Regions from separate parts of the Homo sapiens genome. Here region 2 is linked to region 1. A link is an interaction called in ENCODE POLR2A ChIA-PET data of the cell type or tissue named here. Cell type or tissue: PC-9. All regions are shown on one strand. Each heading gives the region's core, and the rest is flanking DNA. Links, peaks and the distances in the headings are about the cores only.

The links. Peaks named below come from ENCODE experiments on the same cell type or tissue, not always from the same donor. Only the 100,000 strongest peaks of a DNase experiment are listed, where the experiment ranks them.
Region 2: POLR2A ChIA-PET joins it to region 1 with 13 read pairs; 2 of 35 experiments call an interaction of 5 or more read pairs at or near these places.

The regions. Positions count from the first base shown.
Region 1 is chr12:7,578,917-7,588,570 of GRCh38, forward strand. No RefSeq gene overlaps it. Among named protein-coding and RNA genes, the nearest start is that of CD163, 80 kb to the left of the region's middle. RefSeq lists an enhancer at 5,056-6,255. In PC-9, for the core only: no CTCF peak of the experiment used is centred there; a DNase peak (open chromatin) is centred at 5,385; H3K27ac peaks cover 2,070 bases.
Region 2 is chr12:7,818,569-7,828,222 of GRCh38, forward strand. It overlaps SLC2A14 (solute carrier family 2 member 14), which reads right to left. Exons shown (of 11, transcript NM_001286234.2): 7 at 8,927-9,114; 8 at 2,653-2,757; 9 at 914-1,015. Among named protein-coding and RNA genes, the nearest start is that of NANOG, 34 kb to the left of the region's middle. RefSeq lists an enhancer at 7,757-8,293. In PC-9, for the core only: no CTCF peak of the experiment used is centred there; DNase peaks (open chromatin) are centred at 7,333 and 7,637; H3K27ac peaks cover 1,886 bases.

The DNA.
Region 1 (9,654 bases), core at 3,879-6,378:
AAATTGCTGCAAAATACATTATTTTATTCTTTTTTATGGCTGAGCAGTGTTCCATTGTATTAGTTTGTTTTCACACTGCTGATAAAGACATACCTAAGACTGGTAATTTATAAAGAAAAAGAGGTTTAATGGACTCACAGTTTCACATGGCTGGGGAGGCCTCACAATCATGGCAGAAAGCAAAAGGCACATCTTACAAGGTGGCAAGCAAGAAAGAACAAGAGCCATGCAAAAGGGGAAACCCCTTATAAAATCATCAGGTCTTGTGAAACTTATTCACTACCATGAGAACAGTATGGGGAAACCACCCCCATGATTCAATTATCTCCCACCAGGTCCCCCAATAAAACATAGGAAATATGGGAGCTACAATTCAAGATGAGATTTGGGTGGGGACATAGCCAAACCATATCATCTATAGCAGATGTATACCAGACTGTTTAATTTCTACATATTTGTATAGTTTTAGGGGTTTCTTCTGGAATTGATTTCTAGGTTTATTTTCCACCATGATCTGAGAAGATACTTAATATGACTTTGATTTTTAAAAATGTATTGAGACTTGTTTTATGGTCTATTATATGGCCTATCTTGGAGAATGTTCCATGTGCTGATGAGAATAATGAATATTCTGCAGTCGTTGAGTAGAATGTTCTGTAAATATCTGTTAGGCCCATTTGTTTTAGGCTCATTTGTTCTAGAGTGCAGCTTAAATCCAGTCTTTCTTTGTAGACTTTCTGCCTTGATGATCTGTCTAGTGCTGTCAATAGAGTGTTGAATTCCCTCATTATTATTTTGTTGTTTTCTATCTCTTTTCTTAGTTCTAGTAGTAATTGCTTTATGAATCTTAAAGCTATAGAGTTCGGTTCATATATATTTATAATTGTTATATATTTTTGTTGAATTAATCATTTTATCATTATATAATGTTGCAAGAAGTCAGGGACCCTGAACGGAGGGACTGGCTGGAGCCAAGGCAGAAGAACATAAATTGTGAAGATTTCATGGACACTTATCAGTTCCCAAAATTAATACTTTTATAATTTCTTACGCCTGTCTTTACTTCAATCTCTGAACATAAATTGTGAAGATTTCATGGACATTTACCACTTCCCTAATAATATTCTTATAATTTCTTATTCCTATCTTTACTTTAATCTCTTAATCCTGTTATCTTCATAAGCTGAGAATGTACATCACCTCAGGACCACTATTGTGCAAATTAATTGTAAAACATGTGTGTTTGAACAATATGAAATCAGCGCACCCTGAAAAAGAACAGAATAACAGCGATTTTCAGGGAACAAGGGAAGATAACCATAAGGTCTGACTGCCTGTGGGCTTGGGCAGGATAGAGCCATATTTTTCTTCTCACAGAAAGCCTATAGACGGATGTGCAGGTAGGAGAAGTATCACTCATCTCTGGGATTGGAGCAAGAGTGGACTGCCGGGCATGGTGGCTCACACTTGTAATCCCAGCACTTTGGGAGGCCAAGGCGGGCAGATCATGAGGTCAGGAGATCGAGACCATCCTGGATAACACAGTGAAACCCTGTCTCTACTAAAAATACAAAAAATTAGCCAGGCGTGGTGGCGGGCGCCTGTAGTCCCAGCTACTCAGTAGGTGGAGGCAGGAGAATGGCGTGAACCCAGGAGGTGGAGCTTGCAGTGAGCCGAGATCATGCCACTGCACTCCAGCCTGGGTGGCAGAGTGAGACTCCATCTCAAAAAAAAAAAAAAAAGAGTGGACTGTGCCTCAAACTTTCTGGCTTATCTAGGGGTTTCCCAAGGATTAGTTCCTATTTCACCTAAGAGCACAGACAGGAACAACAGCAGAGTTTGGAAGCTGCTGAACACAGGACAGCAACATTTTAGAACTGCAGTTCTATAAGCAGACACCAGAGTGAACAGAGATCAGAAAAGATTAGAGAGGTCCTAGAACCTCCAGCTGGGGTGATTGGTGAAAATTGTCCTTTGCAAAAATCTAGTACACAATGACTGAAAGAGATAGCTGTTTTTACAAATACCCAAATCCTAGGGGAAAAAATGTATAATACAAAGAAGAGAGAAATATGGCCCTGTGATATCATAAAATATGTTTGGTCTTTGACCTTATTTCGTGACACACAATATTTTAAATCCTTACAATTTCCAAAGTGATGTATTTTTGTGTGGTAATCATTGACTGATGGCTGGCAGCCCCTAGGTAGCTGCAGGATGGGACAGGTTATCAGAAAGATCAAGGCAGGATTAGAAGGTTGTGTCTTTTAGTCCTACCCCCAACCTCTGGGGATAGGAGAAAGGCTGAAGGTTAGGTTCATCACTACTGGCCAAGGTTTAATCAGTCATGTTTACCTAACGAAGCCTCCACGGAAACCTCAAAAGACAGAGTTTGGAGAGCTTTCAAAAAGCTGAACATGTGGAGGCTTATAGGAAGGTGAACAAAAACTCATCCATGTGTCAGGAGGTAGAGCACTCCAGTTCCACAGGGGCAGAAGCTCTTGCACTAAGGATCCTTCCAGACTTCACCCAATGTATCTTTTAATCTGGATGTTTATTCATCTCTTTAAAAATATCCTTTGTAAAAAACTGATAAATGTAAGTAAGTGTTTCCCCTGAGTTCTGTCAGCAGCTCTAGCAAATTAACTGAACTCAAGGGTTGGGGGGTGGTCTTGAGAACGTTGATTTATCACTGGTTGATCAGATGTTCTGGAGGCCCAAACTTGCAACTCATATCTGAAATTGGAAGGAGCAGTCTTGGACACTTAGCCTCAACATGTGGAATCTGACACTAGTTTTAGGTAGATAACATCAGAATTAAATTGGAGGACACTGAGTGGGTGTCTGCTGCACAATTGATTGCTTGCTAGTTGGTGGGGAAAACCCCTCCCACATTTGGTCACAGAAGTCTTCTGTGTTGATCACTGTGGTGTGAAAGCAGAAGAAAAACACAGTTTGAGGTTTCATTTTTATTTTTTGTTTTTTTTACACACAATTGGTGTCAGAAGTGGGAATTGCTAGAATGGCCCTGGCTCATGAAAAGAATGGGAGGGTAGAAGATGACTTAAGGTAAAAGTTACCAGTGGAATTTAGAGATAAATCCAACTCACAGGGAGTTGGTTCACTAGACACATAAAGAAATGCAAACAAATAAGAAAAAAGCAAAATATCCAATCATTTGGTTATTGTTATCTATAACAGCTAACATGAAATGAAATGATATGCTGGGTTTGACCTTGATGCTACATCAAGTTTAGATTTCAGTGAGTTTGAGCTTCATCACTAGCCTCAAAGCTGCCCCATGTGGGCAAAATATTTGGGGGACAACACAACTTGAGATCTGTGGTTACTATGAAGTTTATCAATGTGGGAGAAGAAAACAACCAAGAAACTATTAAAACTATTGATCTTATCAGCTCCCTGAGGAACTTTTACTAAAATGCATTGTAAGGGTAACTTGTATAGGAGAAGTGTCTTTCATTTTAAATGCAGAGTGGGAGAACATGTTTGGGTTGATGCAGGACCCACAGCTCACTATTGAACAATCACAGATGGCTATATGTGATCTTGACATACAAAAGGTTATTCTCAAGGGAACAGCCAGCCTGGTGGACTAGACAAAACCACTATAAGGTCTGCTTACCCTGAGAAGGGAGACTGTTCAACTCCATCTATAAATGTCAAGTGGAACAGCCCAGATGAAGCAGCTTCATATGCAATCCATGTGGGACTGTCTTTATGAGAACCGGAACTGAGACATTCACATTCTACATGCCCATTACCCAGGTCATGTTTTTAAAAAGGGTGGGGGGGAGTGTCCTTTCTGCATGGGCATTAATGTAAATGTACCACTGCAAAATCAAGTTACAGTCAGAGAAACCTTATCAAATTTGCTATCTCAGCTTCTTCTCATGAGTCTGACAAATGCTAATAAAAATAATAGATTAACAAAAGATTGGTGAAGAGTAGAGTTTAAAGACTCATCGCAGGAAAGTGGAAATGTTTAAATGGTTATTAAGAAATAGGGGAATTTTAAAAACCTTGGTGAGATGAAACTGAGAGGAAAACGAAAAGCAAAAATGATGGGACTCATCTCAGCAGAGTGGGAATCTTTAGATAGCTATTAAGAAATAAAATGAGGGACTTTATCAAAGATGGCTGACTAGATGCAGCTGGGAAGTGCTGTCCTCACAGAGAGAAACCAAAATTTTGACTACACCAACATAATTTGAACAGATCTGTGATGAGAAAACACCAAATGTGGATGGGGAAAAGACACAGTTGCTGAGTCGGAAGAGGGGGAAAGCTGGGAATCCCATGTGGAGTGCCCAAATGCTGTGGCTGGTTTCTAAACAGGACCTGTCAAAGGGGTGAGTAAATAAAGGGGCTGGAGGACTGCTCACTCTTGCTGTGGACCTCTAGGATCCTACCTTCAGGTGACTTCACTCTACCATGGACATGGCAGCTGGCAGGAGAATCTCCCCAGAGATTACACAGAGAGAGATGAAGCAGGCATAGATCCTGGGAACTTTGACCATGCATCAGCTCCAAGGGAGCCCGGCCATAAGCACTCACCCCGCAGGGCTGCCTGTCTCCCTCCCTTTGAGAGGCCCTGGCCCCAGCTAACTGCTAGAGGAAAAGCAGGGACTGCTTCTCTGCGGAACTGGGGCACATCTATCCTGCAGGCCTACTTGCCCACTTGCCTGGCTGTCCTGTAGGAGTGTGTACACAGTACAGCCTCTGCTGCCCAGCCTGAGTGCTTTGCTCCACCTAAGTGCATTCTTTCAGCCTAGGAGCGCTTCAGCTCCCACAACGCGGCAGAACCCACCCCCCAGCATCTGGAGGAGGGAGCACCATCAAGTCCTGGTATCCCAGAACAGCAGCCTGCAGCTCAGTAATGCCAAGCTGGGATCTGTGGTCAGCACTTAAACAGGGGAGAAGCCCAGACTCTCAGAAAACTGTGAAGGCTGAGTTTAACATGTTTATGGGCTGGCATGGGACCTAGCTGTGTCTCCCTCCACAGGGCTGGTCTAGTAAAGGTGTGGCCTATTTCCTGATCAGACCTCTCCCCAAGGGAGCCCCATGGCCAGAATGACCTATCAACTGTAGCATATAATAAATTCCTCTTCAAATGTTTTAGCCTGTCAATTGTTAAGTACAATTAGTTCTGAGATCCTCTCCAAAGAACCAATGTATCAGTATGTTCAGCTCCCCTGTTCTTTGATCCGCATTTTAAAGTTTAAGTTCCTCATTCTCTTCATCTCCTTGCCCCTAGTTTCAGTAAACAACACCCTCCTATCCTCTATCACCTGCTGCATCCTGAGTCACCTCTGGTCACCTGCTCCATCCTAAGTCACCCCTGGTCACCTGCTCCATCCTGAGTCACCCCTGGTCACCTGCTCCATCCTGAGTCACCCCTGGTCACCTGCTCTGACCTGAGTCATCCTGAGTCACCTGTTCTGTAAGCATCCTTCTTGCCAAACTACTCACTCTGCCACTCTGGCTCATACCCCTGCTCTCTTTAAAATAGCCATTCAGAATTAGCTTAGACTGTGCAGTCCAACCCTAGCCAATAGGGAACAATGAAGCAGTAGGGGCTACCTGCATCAGGGATAAGAACCCCTTCCCCTCCCTTGTTCAATATGATCATCACCATGGGACCTAGTAAACAGATTCTCCAAGGTCAATGCAAAAAAAAAATATCTTAAAGACAGCTAGAGAGAAGGGCCAGGTTACTTAAGAGGAAACTTCATCAAGCAGCAGCAGACTTCTCAGGAGAAACCTTACACATCAGAAGAGATTGGGGACAGACTTTCAACATCATTGAAGTAAAGAAATTTGAACAAAAACGTTTATATCCTGCCTAGCCGAGATTCATAATTAAAGGAGAAATAAAATCCTTCTCAGACAAGTAAGTGCTGAGGGAATACATTTCAATAGGACCAGCCTTAGAGGAGGTTCTTAAGAAAGTGCTAAACATAGATTTGAAAGAATAACACCTACTACCATAATAGCACACTTAAGCACATAACCCACAGGCACTATAAAGCAATTACACAATGAAGTCTACATAACGACCAGCTAACAATATGATGACAGGATCAAAATCACACATTTCAATAGTAACTTTAAATATAAGTGAGGTAAATGACCCATTTAAAAGACCCAGAGTGGCAGACTGGATAAAAAGACATGACCCAACCATCTGTTGTCTTCAAGAGACCCATCTCACATGTAACAATACCCACAGTTTAAAAGTAAAAGGGTGGATTTAGATCTACCATGCAAACAGAAGACAAAAAAAAAGGGCAGGGGTTTCTATTTTTATATCAGATAAAACAGACCTTAAACCAACAAAAATCAAGAAGAACAATAAAGAGCAATACATAATGATAAAGGGTACAATCCAACAAGAAGCCCTAACTATACTAAATATATACGTGCCCAACTCTGGAGTATACATATTCATAAAACAACTTTTTGGCCTATGAAAACACATAAGACAACTACACAATAATGGTGGGAGACTTCAACACCCCCCTTACAGTGTTAGATCATCAAGGCAAAAAAATAACAAGGAAAATCTGGACTTAAAATCGATACTTGTTAAATTGGACCTAATAGACATCTACAGAATACTCCACCCAACAACACAGAATGTACATTCCCCTTATCTGCAAATGGAACAAATTCTAAGATCAACCACACTTGATTGGTCATAAAGCAAGCCTCAATACATTAAAAAAAATTGAATTCATACCAAGCAAAATATCAGAAAACAGTGCAATAAAAATAGAAATTAATACCAAGAAGATCTCTCAAAAATACACAAATGCATGGAAGTTAAACAACTTACACCTGAATAACTACTAGGTGAACATCAAAATTAAGGCAGAAATTTTTTAAATTCTTTGAAATTATTGAAAATAGGGACAAAACTTACCAAAATCTCTGGGATGCAGCCAAAACAGTGTTAAGAGGAAAGTTAATGGACCTACATGCCTTAATAAAGTAGCTAGAAAGGTTTCAAAGCAACAATCTAACTTCACACATAAAGTCCTAGGAAAAGAAAAACAAACCAACTCCAAACTAGAAGAAAAGAAATAACTAAAATTAAAGAAGAATTTAATGAAATTGAGATACAAAAATTTATACAAAAAGAATCAATGAAACCAAGAGCTGTTTCTTCAAAAAAATTAGATGAAATGAAATTGATAGACCCCCTAGCTGGATTAACAACAACAACAACAAGAAAGAAGATCCAGATAAGCACAATCAGAAACAAAAAATGTGATATTACCATTGATCCCACAAAAGATCGTCAAAGATTATTATGAACAACTCTGTGAAACAAAATACAAAATCTAGAGGAAATAAATTCCTGGAAGTGTACAATCTCCCAAGATTGAATCAAGAAGAGGCTAAAACCCTAAATAGACCAATATCAACTTCTAAAATTGAATTAGTAATAACCTATTAACAACAGTAAAAAAGTCTTGAGCAGATGGATTCACAAATTCTACTAGACATACAAACAAGAACTGATACTTAACCTACTGAAACTATTCCAAAAAATTGAGGAGGAGGTGCTTCTCACTAACTCATTCTATGAAGCCAGCATTAGCCTGAAACCAAAGTCTAGCAGAGACAAAACAAAGAAACTTCAGACCAATATCCCTCATGAATATAGATGCAAAACTCTTCAACAAAAGACTAGCAAATTGAATCCAGAAGCACACCAAAAAGTTAATACACCACAGTCAAGAAGGCTTTATACTTAGGATGCATAGCTCATTTAACATATGCAAATCAATAAACACGTTTGATTCTCACATAAACAGAATCAAAAGCAAAAACCATATCATCATATTAATAAATGCAGAAAAATTCTCAATAAAATCCAACATCCCTTTATAACAAAACTCTCAAAAGACTAGGCATAGAAGAAACATACCCCAAAATAATAAGAGCTATCTATGACAAGCCCACAGCCAACATTATACTAATTGGGCAAAAGGTGGAACCATTGCCCTTGAGAACTAGAACAAGACAAGGATGCCCATTCTTGCCAGTTGCATTAAACATAGTATTGGAAGTCTTAGCCAGAGCAATCAGACAAGAGAAAGAAATAAAAAGGCTTCCAAATAGGAAAAAAAAAGTCAAACTATCTCTATTCACTGGCAATATAATTCTATACTTGGGAAAATCATAAAGATTCTGCCAAAAGGCTCCTAGAATTGATAGAAAACTTCAGTAAAGTTTCAGGATTAAAAAAAATCAATGTAGAAAAATCAGGAGCATGTCTATACACCAACAACATCCAGGCTGAGAATCTAATCAAGAATACAATCCTACTTACAATAATCACAAAGAAAATGACACACCTAGGAATATAGCTAACCAAGGATGTGAAAGATCTCTCCAAGGATAACCACAAGACACTGCAGAAAAAATCAGAGATGACACAAATAAATGGAAAAATGTTCCATGCTTATGGATTGGAAGAATAAATACTGTAAACATGGCCATATTTGCCCAAAACAATGTACAGATTCAAGATATTCCTATCAAGCTAACAACATCACTCTTCACAGAATTACAAAATACTAATCTAAAACTCATATTGAATCAAAAACCGAATAGCCAAAGCAATCCTAAGCAAAAGGAACAATGCCAGAGGCATTAAACTATCCAACTTAAAAATATACTATAAAGCCACAGTAACCAAAACAGCTTGGCACAAAACAGGTACCAAAAAAAAGTACAAAAACAGACAAATATACCAATGGAACAGAATAGAAAACTCAGAAGTAAAGCTACACACCTACAACCACCTGACCTTTGAACAGGCTGACAAAAACAAGTATTAGAGAAAGGACTCCCTATTCAATAAATGGTACTGGAATAACTGGCTAGCCATATGCAGAGGATTGAAGCTGGGCCCCTCCCTTTTACTACAAGCAAAATTAACTCAAAATGAACTAAAGATTTAAATGTAAGACCTCAACCTATAAAAATTTTGGAAGACAACCTAGGAAATACTCTTATCAACATCAGCCATGGCAAAGAATTTTTGGCTAAGTCGCTAAAACCAATTGCAACAAAAACAAAAATAGACAAGTGAGACATGATTAAACTAAAGAGCTTCTGCACAGCAAAAGAAATGATCAACATAGTGTGAAAAAAACATTTTAATGGTCCATCATTATGGTATGATACACCTAAGTACTGGTAACCAGCCTGTAGACATGACAAACCACATGCCTCATGCACCTAAAAAGTCACGATAAGTGAACAGAATGTAGACGAGGGGTGAGCTCATAAAAGAGAATAAAGTTTTGTTATTGGGAAATTGAAACTTAAGCAAGAAAAGGGACTGGGGTATGACCCTTTAAGGGGATAATGGAACTTGGGTGACATCTGGGAAGATTGTAACCCCATAGTACTCAACCAATGAGGAACTGGGGGAGGGACTTGTGTGCTAGGAAATGAATTGCATGCTGTAACTGCCCCAGGTGTGTCTGCCTACCAGACACCCAATCTTGCAAGACTGCCACTAAAAGTCTCACTTCTGCTGTTCTTTGTGTCTCTGAGTCCATTCTTTGGGGTTGGACAGGTGAATGTGTTTCTCACAAGCTTGGGGGCTCATCTGTG
Region 2 (9,654 bases), core at 5,938-8,437, 240 kb after region 1:
GGAGAATCAATGAAGCCTGGGAGGCAGAGATTGCAGTGAGCCAAGATGGCGACATTGCACTCCCAACTGGGTGACACAGCAAGACCCTGTCTCAAAAAACAAAAAACAAAAACAAAAAAATACTTTTTTTTTTTTTAGAGACAGTTTCTTGCCATGTTGCCTAGGCTGGTCTTGAACTTCTGGGCTCAAGCAATCCTCTCACCTTGGCCTCCCAAAGTGTTAAGATGACAGGAATGAAGCACTGCACCCAGCCAGGCTTGGATTTTTGAATCCCATCTATGTGATCTCATATATGTCACTTTGTACTGAGACCCCGTCATCATCCATAAAGTGTGATTACCTTGATATTATTTTAAGAATTAAATTAGGCAGGGCACAGTGGCTCATGCCTGTAATCCCAGCACTTTGGGAGGCTGAGGCAGGTGGATCACCTGAGGTTGGGAGTTCGAGACCAGTCTGACCAACATGGAGAAACCCTGTCTCTACTAAAAATAAAAAATTAGCTGGGCGTGGAGGTGCATGCCTGTAATCACAGCTACTCGGGAGGCTGATGCAGGAGAATCACTTGAACCCAGGAGGTAGAGGTTGTGGTGAGCTGAGATTGCACCACTGCACTCCAGCCTGGGCAACAAGAGCAAAACTCCGTCTCAAACAAACAAACAAACAAACAAAAGAATTAAATTAGATAACTTATTTTATAAACCATAATAATGTTCTCTAAATGTAAAGATTCTAACAGTTTACCTCCAGTTCTCTGATGACCCATGTTTCTTAAAAACTCTGGGCATCTTGCTTCTCTCCTCTGACTTTATTGACAAACTGCAACCTTAACAACCCACCCCTTGTGTCACAGAAGTCAACTGTAACCTCTCTTCTTTCCCCCTCCCTTTTTTTTCACCCAAAGAGCACTTACCTTTAATAACAAAGAAACAGTCATGAGCGTGGAACAAAAAGCCATCCCTCCAAGGCCTATCATATGCAGAGTCCTTCTTCCTGCCCTTTCCACCAGAAATAGCTGGAAGAAGAATATGACATGAAACTTCAGTTTTCCTTTCCATGAAAACAGCATCTGAGCTACTTGAAATCTGCCTTACCAACAGCAGGACACTTGTTATGGATACCCCTCCTGTGATTTATGATTTTATATACATACATATTGTGTGCCATTCACAGGTCCTGGCTCAAAATCCCCATAGCCCTTGGTAGAGTCTTTTGTCATAATGTTGGGATGCTTCAGGCCTCAGGAGCAGGCCTCAGATAACAGAATTCTTCTCTGACTTTCTCCTGCCCTCCCACTTGGCAGGACGCTAATCTGACTGTGGGTCATAAAACCCTCATTTCAGAGAGGGTCCTGCCCCACACCCTAGAGGAAGAAACGCTACAGAGAGGCCAACAAATCATCTAAGCAGACAGGCCCAGCTGGGTTCAGATCATTCCCTTTTTGTCCAATCACAGGTCAGAACAGTTGTCCATGCTTCAATCATGGAGAACCAATTAAGTCTGCATAAAAGGCCCAAAAGGTAGGGTATGGGGAGCTTCCAGATATCTGAACCCGTGGAAGCTGACAGGAAGGTCAGCAACAACTCATCTATGTGCTAGGAGTGCACCCCAACCCCACAGAGACAGAAGCTCCCATGCTCAGGATCCCTCCAGACCTCGCCCTGTGAATCTCTTCATCTGGTTGTGTATTTCTGTGCTTTAAAATATCCTTTAAATCAAACTAGGAAACAATTTTCCTGAGTACTGTGAGCCACTGTAGCAAATTAATCAAACCCAAAGAGGATGTCGTGGGAATCCTGATCTACAGCTGGTGAGTCAGAAGCACAGGTAAAACAACCTGGAGCTTGTGACTGGCATCAGGAGTTGGGGGCAGTCTTGGGAAATCGGCCACCAACCTGTGAGCTCTGATGCTATCTCCAGGTAGTGTCAGAATTAAATCACAGGACACCTAGATAGTGTCCACTACGGAACTGATTGCTTACTTGATGGGGACAAATCCTTATATATTTTGGGGGTCACAGAAATCTTCTGTTATTATTGTTGTTTTAGTGTAAAAACAGAGGAATAACAGTTTGAAAGTTTTTCCAAACACCTCTCCTCCAATTCCAAGTTCAAAACATACTGTATAGTCCCTTCTATACTTCCTCTTTTCCCATCCATCCATATTTGCTTGAAGAATGAAGACTACATTCAGCATTGAATGTATCTCTTTTTTCCAAAGGAAAATTAAACAACAGTCCGGGCACGCTGGCTCACACCTGTAATCCCAGTACTTTGGGAGGCCTAGGCAGGTGGATCACCAGAGGTCAGGAGTTCAAGACCAGCCTGGCCAACATGGCGAAACCCCGTCTCTACTAAAAATACAAAAATGAGTTGGGCGTGGTGGCGCACACCTGTATCCGAGCTACTTCGGAAGGCTGAGGCAGGAGAATCACTTGAACCCAGGAGGCTGAGGTTGCAGTGAGCCGAGATTGCACCACTGCACTCCAGCCTGGGCAACAGAGCAAGACTCTGTCTCAAAAAATTTAAAAAAATAAAAATAAATAACAAAAAAGGTGTAACTAAATAACGGTGGAGCCATGCAATCCATCTTTGAACATCTGTAGCAAGGATTCATTTCTCCCCCCAAAATTATCAAACCATCCAACTTACAGAAAGTAAAGTGAAGATAGTATTAACCACACCCGCGCTGATGGTGGCATAGATGGGCTGTTGAACACCTGCATCCTTGAAGATTCCTGTTGAGTAATAGAACACCTAGGAGAAAAGAAAACATGCAGCTTTGATAAAATTCTGCACACCACTTACACAGAACCCTCAAAAAATACTTAAGGCTGAGCGTGGTTGCACAGGCCTGTAATCCCAGCACTTTGGGAGGCCAAGGCAAGCAGATCGCCTGAGGTCAGGAGTTTGAGACCAGCCTGGCCAATATGGTGAAACCCTGTTTCTACTAAAAATATAAAAATTAGCTAGGCATGGTGGCACACACCTGTAGTCCCAGCTACTTGGGAGGCCAGACAGAACAAGACTCTGTCACCATAAAATAAAATTTAAAAAATACTTAAAAGTCCCAGGAGGTAAGAAGTCCTTTTACTACAATTTTTGTTCAATCCTAATATCCCTGAATTATCTTCTGAATCTTATCTCCTTTCTCTTTTTCTTTTTTGACGGAGTCTCAATCTGTCACCCAGGCTGGAGTGCAGTGGCACGATTACAGGCTCCTGCCACCGCGCCCAGCTAATTTTTGTATTTCTTTCTTTTTTTTTTTTTTTTTGAGATGGAGTCTCTCTCTGTTGCCCAGGCTGGAATGCAGTGGCACGATCTCGGCTCACTGCAACCTCTACCTCCCGGGTTCAAGCGATTCTCCTGCCTCAGCCTCCCAAGTAGCTGGGATTACAGGCATGTGCCACCAGGCCTGGCTAATTTTTTGTATTTTTAGTAGAGGCAGGGTTTCACCATGTTAGCCAGGATGTTCTTGATCTCCTGACCTCATGATCCGCCCGCCTCGGCCTCCCAAAGTGCTGGGATTACAGGCGTGAGCCACCACGCCTGGCCAATTTTTGTATTTTTTTAGTAGAGACATGGTTTCGCCATGTTGGCCAGGTTGGTCTTGAACTCCTGACCTTGTGATCCACCCACCTCAGCCTCCCAAAGCGCTAGGATTACAGGCGTGAGCCACTGCACCTCGCCCTCCTTTCTCTTTTTAAATGTTCTCAATTTTAGCTACTAATGTCCATTGTTGCTTCTAACTATGCTTATTCCCACTGTTCCATTTCCTCTTGCTTATGTCTACTTCACCAACTTATATGAAGGTGTAGGCTGGGTGCAGTGGCTCACGCCTGCAATCCCAGCACTTTGGGAGGCCGAGGCGGGCAGATCACGAGGTCAGGAGATCGAGACCATCCTGGCTAACGTGGTGAAACCGTCTCTACTAAAAATACAAAAACAAAATTAGCCAGGCGTGGTGGCGGGCGCCTGTAGTCCCAGCTACTGGGGAGGCTGAGGCAGGAGAATGGCGTGAACCTGGGAGGCAGAGCTTGCAGTGAGCCGAGATGGTGCCACTGCACTCCAGCCTGGGCAACAGAGCGAGACTCCATCTCAAAAAAAAAAAAAAAAGAAAGTGTAATTCCTACTAACTGGTTTCTTTTTTATAAGTTGAGACAGCAACTCACTATGTTGCCCAGGCTGGTCCTAAACTCTTGGTCTCCAAGTGATCCTCCTGCCTCTCAGCCTCCCAAGTTGCTGGGATTATAGGCATGTGCCATCAGGCCCAGCTAAATGCTTTTTTAATTGACTCTTCCCCAAACCCTCAAAACACTGATAGGCACATTGATGTCTCAATTTGATAGTGAACTAATTGAATAACCTTATCCTGCTCCTTGAATAAGCAGAGATTGGGCTGTATTTCCTAGGCCTAGGCCCTTTTGAAGTGTTTTATGAAATAATACCAGCTACTATTGCAATTTAATATATATTAAATAAATTACTATGTTTGTTATTTACTAGGCACTGCGCTAAAATGTAAGGTTGCTGGCCGAGCACAGTGGTTCATTCCTGTAATCCCAGCAATTTGGGAGCCCAAGGCTGGTGGATAACCTGAGGTCAGGAGTTCAAGACCAGCCTAGCCAACATGGTGAAACCCTGTCTGTAATAAAAATAAAAAAATTAGCTGGGTGTGGTGGTGGGTACCTATAATCCCAGCTGCTTGGGAGGCTGAGGCAGGAGAATCGCTTGAGCCTGGGAGGTGGAGGTTGCAGTGAACTGAGATTGTGCCACTGCACTCTAGCCTGGGCAACAGAGCGAGACTCCATATCAAAAAAAAAAAAGAAAAAAAAAGTAAGGTTGCTACAACTATCACAGCTATGAGAAACTGGCCATGCGCAGTGGCTCACGCCTCTAATCCCAGCAATTTGGGAGGCCAAGGCGGGCAGATCACCTTAGGTTGGAGTTCAAGACCACCCTGACAACATGGAGAAACCCCGTCTCTATTAAAAATACAAAATTAGTAGGGCATGGTGGCGCATGCCTGTAATCCCAGCTACTCGGGAAGCTGAGGCAGGAGAATCAATTGAACCCGGGAGGTGGAGGTTGCGGTGAGCCGAGATCGCACCAGTGCACCCCAGCCTGGGCAATAAGAGCGAAACTCCGTCTCAAAAAAAAAGAAAAGAAATATTGAAATATTGGACTCAGACCTCAAGTTAACAAGGGAACATTATCTAGGTTACCCAGGTTCACTTCAGTTTATTTCACCCAGAGTAGTTGCCTCCATAGCAATATTTATTAGTCTTTTTGATAATATGGACCTCTACATTGGGATTTACCTTCTCAAGAAATAACTATTTAAATCCCTAAGATGTAAGATGTAAACTATGTATACTTATATTTTCTAAAATAAGATTATAATTGGCCAGGCGCAGTTGCTCACGACTGTAATCCCAGCACATTGGGAGGCTGAGGTGAGTGGATCATCTGAGGTCAGGAGTTCAAGGCCAGGCTGACCAACAAGGTGAAACCCTGTCTCTATTAAAAATACAAAAATCAGCCGGGTGTGGTGGCAGGTGCCTGTAGTCCCAGCTACTCAGGAGGCTGAGACAGGAGAATTGCTTGAACCTGGGAGGCAGAGGTTGCAGTGAGCCGAGATCGAGCCACTGCACTCCAGCCTGGGCAACGGAGTAAGACTCTGTCTCAAAACAAAACAAAACAAAACCTCAACATATTATATGATGACGTCAAGCTTGTGGGGAAAGATATTAGGTTGGTACAAAAGTAATTACTTGAGCAGTTTAAACAAGCAATAAATAGTTATCACAATTATCTACCTTATCACAATGTCTACACATCAAAAACCTAATGTACATGTACACATCTCAATAAAACTTCTTGGGCCAGGTGAGGTGGCTCACACCTGTAATCCCAGCACTCTGGGAGGCATAGGCGGGCAGATCACTTGAGGTCAGGAGTTCGAGACCAGCCTGACTAACCTGGAAAAACCCTGTCTCTACTAAAAACACAAAATTAGCCAGGCGAAGTGGTGCACGCCTGTAATCCCAGCTACTCAGAAGGCTGAGGCAGGAGAATCACTTGAACCCAGGAGGTGGAAGTTGCAGTGAGCCGAGATTGTGCCACTACACTCCAGCCGGGGTGACAGAGACTCTGTCTCAAAAAAAAAAAAAAAAAAGAATACATTGTTTGCACAAAAGTAGGTTGGAAAAGTGATTTCCAAGCCTGCTATGCATCAGACTGATTGATTGATTGATTGATTTTTAGATGGTGCATCCACCACGCCCGGCTAATTTTTATATTTTTAGTAGAGACAGGCTTTTGCCATGTTGGTCAGGCTGGTCTCGAACTCCTGATCTCAGGTGATCTGCCAGCCTCAGCCTCCCACAGTGCTGGGATTAGAGGCATGAGCCACTGTCCCCGGCCCAGATTTATTTTTTTACAGGCAATTTCCAGCCCTCTTACACGGAGACTCTGGATTCAGCTGACTCAGGAATCCCATCCCCCATAATTCCGGTGCAGCTAACTTTGGGTGATGATTATATGTGGAGCAAAATCTGCTCATTGACTAAATTGGGAGCCACTTTAGTCCAACAATAATTAAGGTATAGGCTGGGCATGGTGGCTCATGCCTGTAATCCTAGCACTTTGGGAGGCCGAGGCGGGTGGATCACTTGAAGCCAGGAGTTCAAGACCAGACTGGTCAACATGGTGAAAGCCCGTCTCTACTAAAAATACAAAATTAGCTGTGTGTGGTGTCGGCCGCCTGTAATTCCAGCTACTTGGGAGGCTGAGGCAGGAGAATCACTTGAACCCAGGAGGTAGAGGTTGCTATGAGCTGATATTGCGCTACTGCACTCTAGCCTGGGCGACAGAGCAAGACTACCTCTCAAAAAAAAAAAAAGAAAGAGCAAGCCAGGCGCGGTGGCTCATGCCTGTAATCCCAGCACTTTGGGAGGCCGAGGCGGGCAGATCACAAAGTCAGGAGATTGAGACTATCTTGGCTAACACACAGAAACCCAATCTCTACTAAAAATGCAAAAAATTAGCTGGGCATGGTGGCACGTGCCTGTAGTCCCAGCTACTTGGGAGGCTGAGGCAGAAGAATCGCTTGAACCCGGAGGCAGAGGTTGCAGTGAGCCAAGATTGCATCACTGCACTCTAGCCTGGGTGACAAAGTGAGACTCCTCTGTCTCACAAAAAAAAAAAAAAAGAAAGAAAAGAAAAGAAAGAAAGAAAGTATGCACATACCACTCTGAAGTGGGAGGAGTCTGTTCCTCAGAATGCTCATGGATCATCTGTAATTTCCCACAGGTGATTTTTTTCTGACCCTGTTTTGCAGGGCCCAGACTGTGGTGAGGCAGCTAGGGAGTTGCCTCAGGTGCATTCTTTTATTCTTTCTTTTTTTTTTTAAACAGGCACAGAACTAACGCAAGGTACATTCTTTAAAGAGGTGCTCATTCTCAGGGCTACACTTGCACGTAGCTGCCTCACCTGCCTAGTCCCAGCTCTGCTGCTCTGGAAAGTCTCGGGAGCACATTTTTCTCCAGTAATACGTGTGGCCTACATTATCATTTCCAAATGAGGAAATTTGAGACTGGGATTCATCAAAATCACCTAGGAGGCTTTTTCTAACTACTGTGTATTTCCTCCCAAGTTTTTTTTTTTTTTAAGACAGGGTCATGCTATATTGCCCAGGCTTGACTCCTTGGCTTAAGTGATATTCCCACCTCAACCTCTGAGTAGTAACTGGGACTACAGGCATGAGCAGCCACCACACCTGGCTCCTTGTACATTCTGATAAAACAGCTTCTAACCCCTCACAAGAAGCACTGCCACTTCAAATACAAATATCTGGTGTGTTAGGTAGGAGAAAAGGCCAAGAACCAACTTAGTATTAAAATGCTCAAAATACTAAGTTTTGCAAAATGCTTTGTTACAAAATGATTTAATCCCATTGATCAAAGACTAATGGAAAACCCTCAGGGGATGAAGTACAAGGGTGCTCTTCATATCCGTATTTTATCCACAATTGACTAGAAGGCACAGGAGTACTCTCTTCCCACAATCCACACTCAATAGCAGGAAGCTGATATTTGCATGGAATACAAGGGTTACCTGTCAAATGCTAGCTTCTGTTTTGCCGCCCTCTTTAAACTATCATGCTCCCTATTCTACTTGTAAAAACATAGAGACTGGTAAAGTCAGCTCAGTCTGAAGTTGCCAGTGTACTTCCAGGCTCGCTCTTTTTTCTTTCTTTCTTTCTTTCCTTCCTTCCTTCCTTCCTTTCTTTTTTCTTTCTTTCTTTCTTTCTTTCTTTCTTTCTTTCTTTCTTTCTTTCTTTCTTTTTCCTTTTTCTTTCCTTTCCTTTCCTTTCTTTCCTTTCTTCTCTCTCTTTCTCTCTCTCTTTCTCTCCTTTCTCTCTTTCTCTCCTTTCTCTCTCTCTCTTTCTCTCCTTTCTCTCTCTTTCTCTCCTTTCTCTCTCTCTCTTTCTTTCTCTCTCTCTCTTTCTTTCTTTCTTTCTTTCTCTTTCTTTCTTTCTTTCTTTTTATTTCTTTCTATAAGGAGTTCTGCCCTGGTTGCTCCGGCTGGAGTGCAATGGCGCAATCTCCACTCACTGCAACCTCCGCCTCCCAGATCCAAGAAATTCTCCGGCCTCAGCCTCCTGAGTAGCGCACCACCACGTCCAGCTAATTTTTGTCTTTTTTTTTTTTTTTTTTTTTTAGACGAAGTTTCTCACTCTGTCACCCAGGCTAGAGTGCAATGGCGCAATCTCAGCTCACTGCAACCTTCGCCTCCCGGGTTCAAGCGATTCTCCTGCCTCAGCCTCCTGAGTAGCTGGGACTACAGAGGCACACCGCCACCATGCCTGGCATTTTAAGTGAAATATTGTAAGACACGTTTGACCCTAAAGTATCACACTCACAGCATTGATCCCAGAGAGCTGCTGAGAGAGCTGGAGCACAATGGAAATGATGATGGGCTGTCGGTAGCTGGACACTCTAAAGAGCTCCAGCACGGTGACTTGCTTTTCTTGTGACATCCTTGCACTCTCATCTTTCATCTCCTGGATGTCTTGGGATACATCCTGGGTGCCCCACAACCGCTGGAGGACTGGTGAAAAGAAGAAAGAGGAAAGGATAAAGAGAATGTGCTGCCCCAAATTCATTCTTCCTGTAAGGCAGCCAGGAAAGGGCCGCACGAGGTGAGGTGATGGGTAGCATCCATTCCTGAACCTGCCCTCTCACCTCATTCTTTAGGGGCTGAAAATTTTACTCAAGAGTAATCAGAGCCCAGTGCGGTGGCTCGTGCCTGTAATCCCAGCATTTTGTGAGGCCGAGGCTTGTGGATCACCTGAGGTGAGTTTGAGACCAGCCTGGCCAACATGGTGAAAGCCCATCTCTAATAAAAATACAAATTAGTCGCTGCTTTGTCTATCGAGTAGCCATTCTTTTATTCCTTTACTTTCTTAATAAACTTGCTTTCACTTAAAAAAAAAATACAAATTAGATGGGTTGGGCGCGGTGGCTCACACCTGTAATCCCATCACTTTGGGAGGCCAAGGCAGGCGAATCACAAGGTCAGGAGTTTGAGACCAGCCTGGTCAACATGGTGAAACTCCATCTCTAATAAAAACACAAAAACATTAGCTGG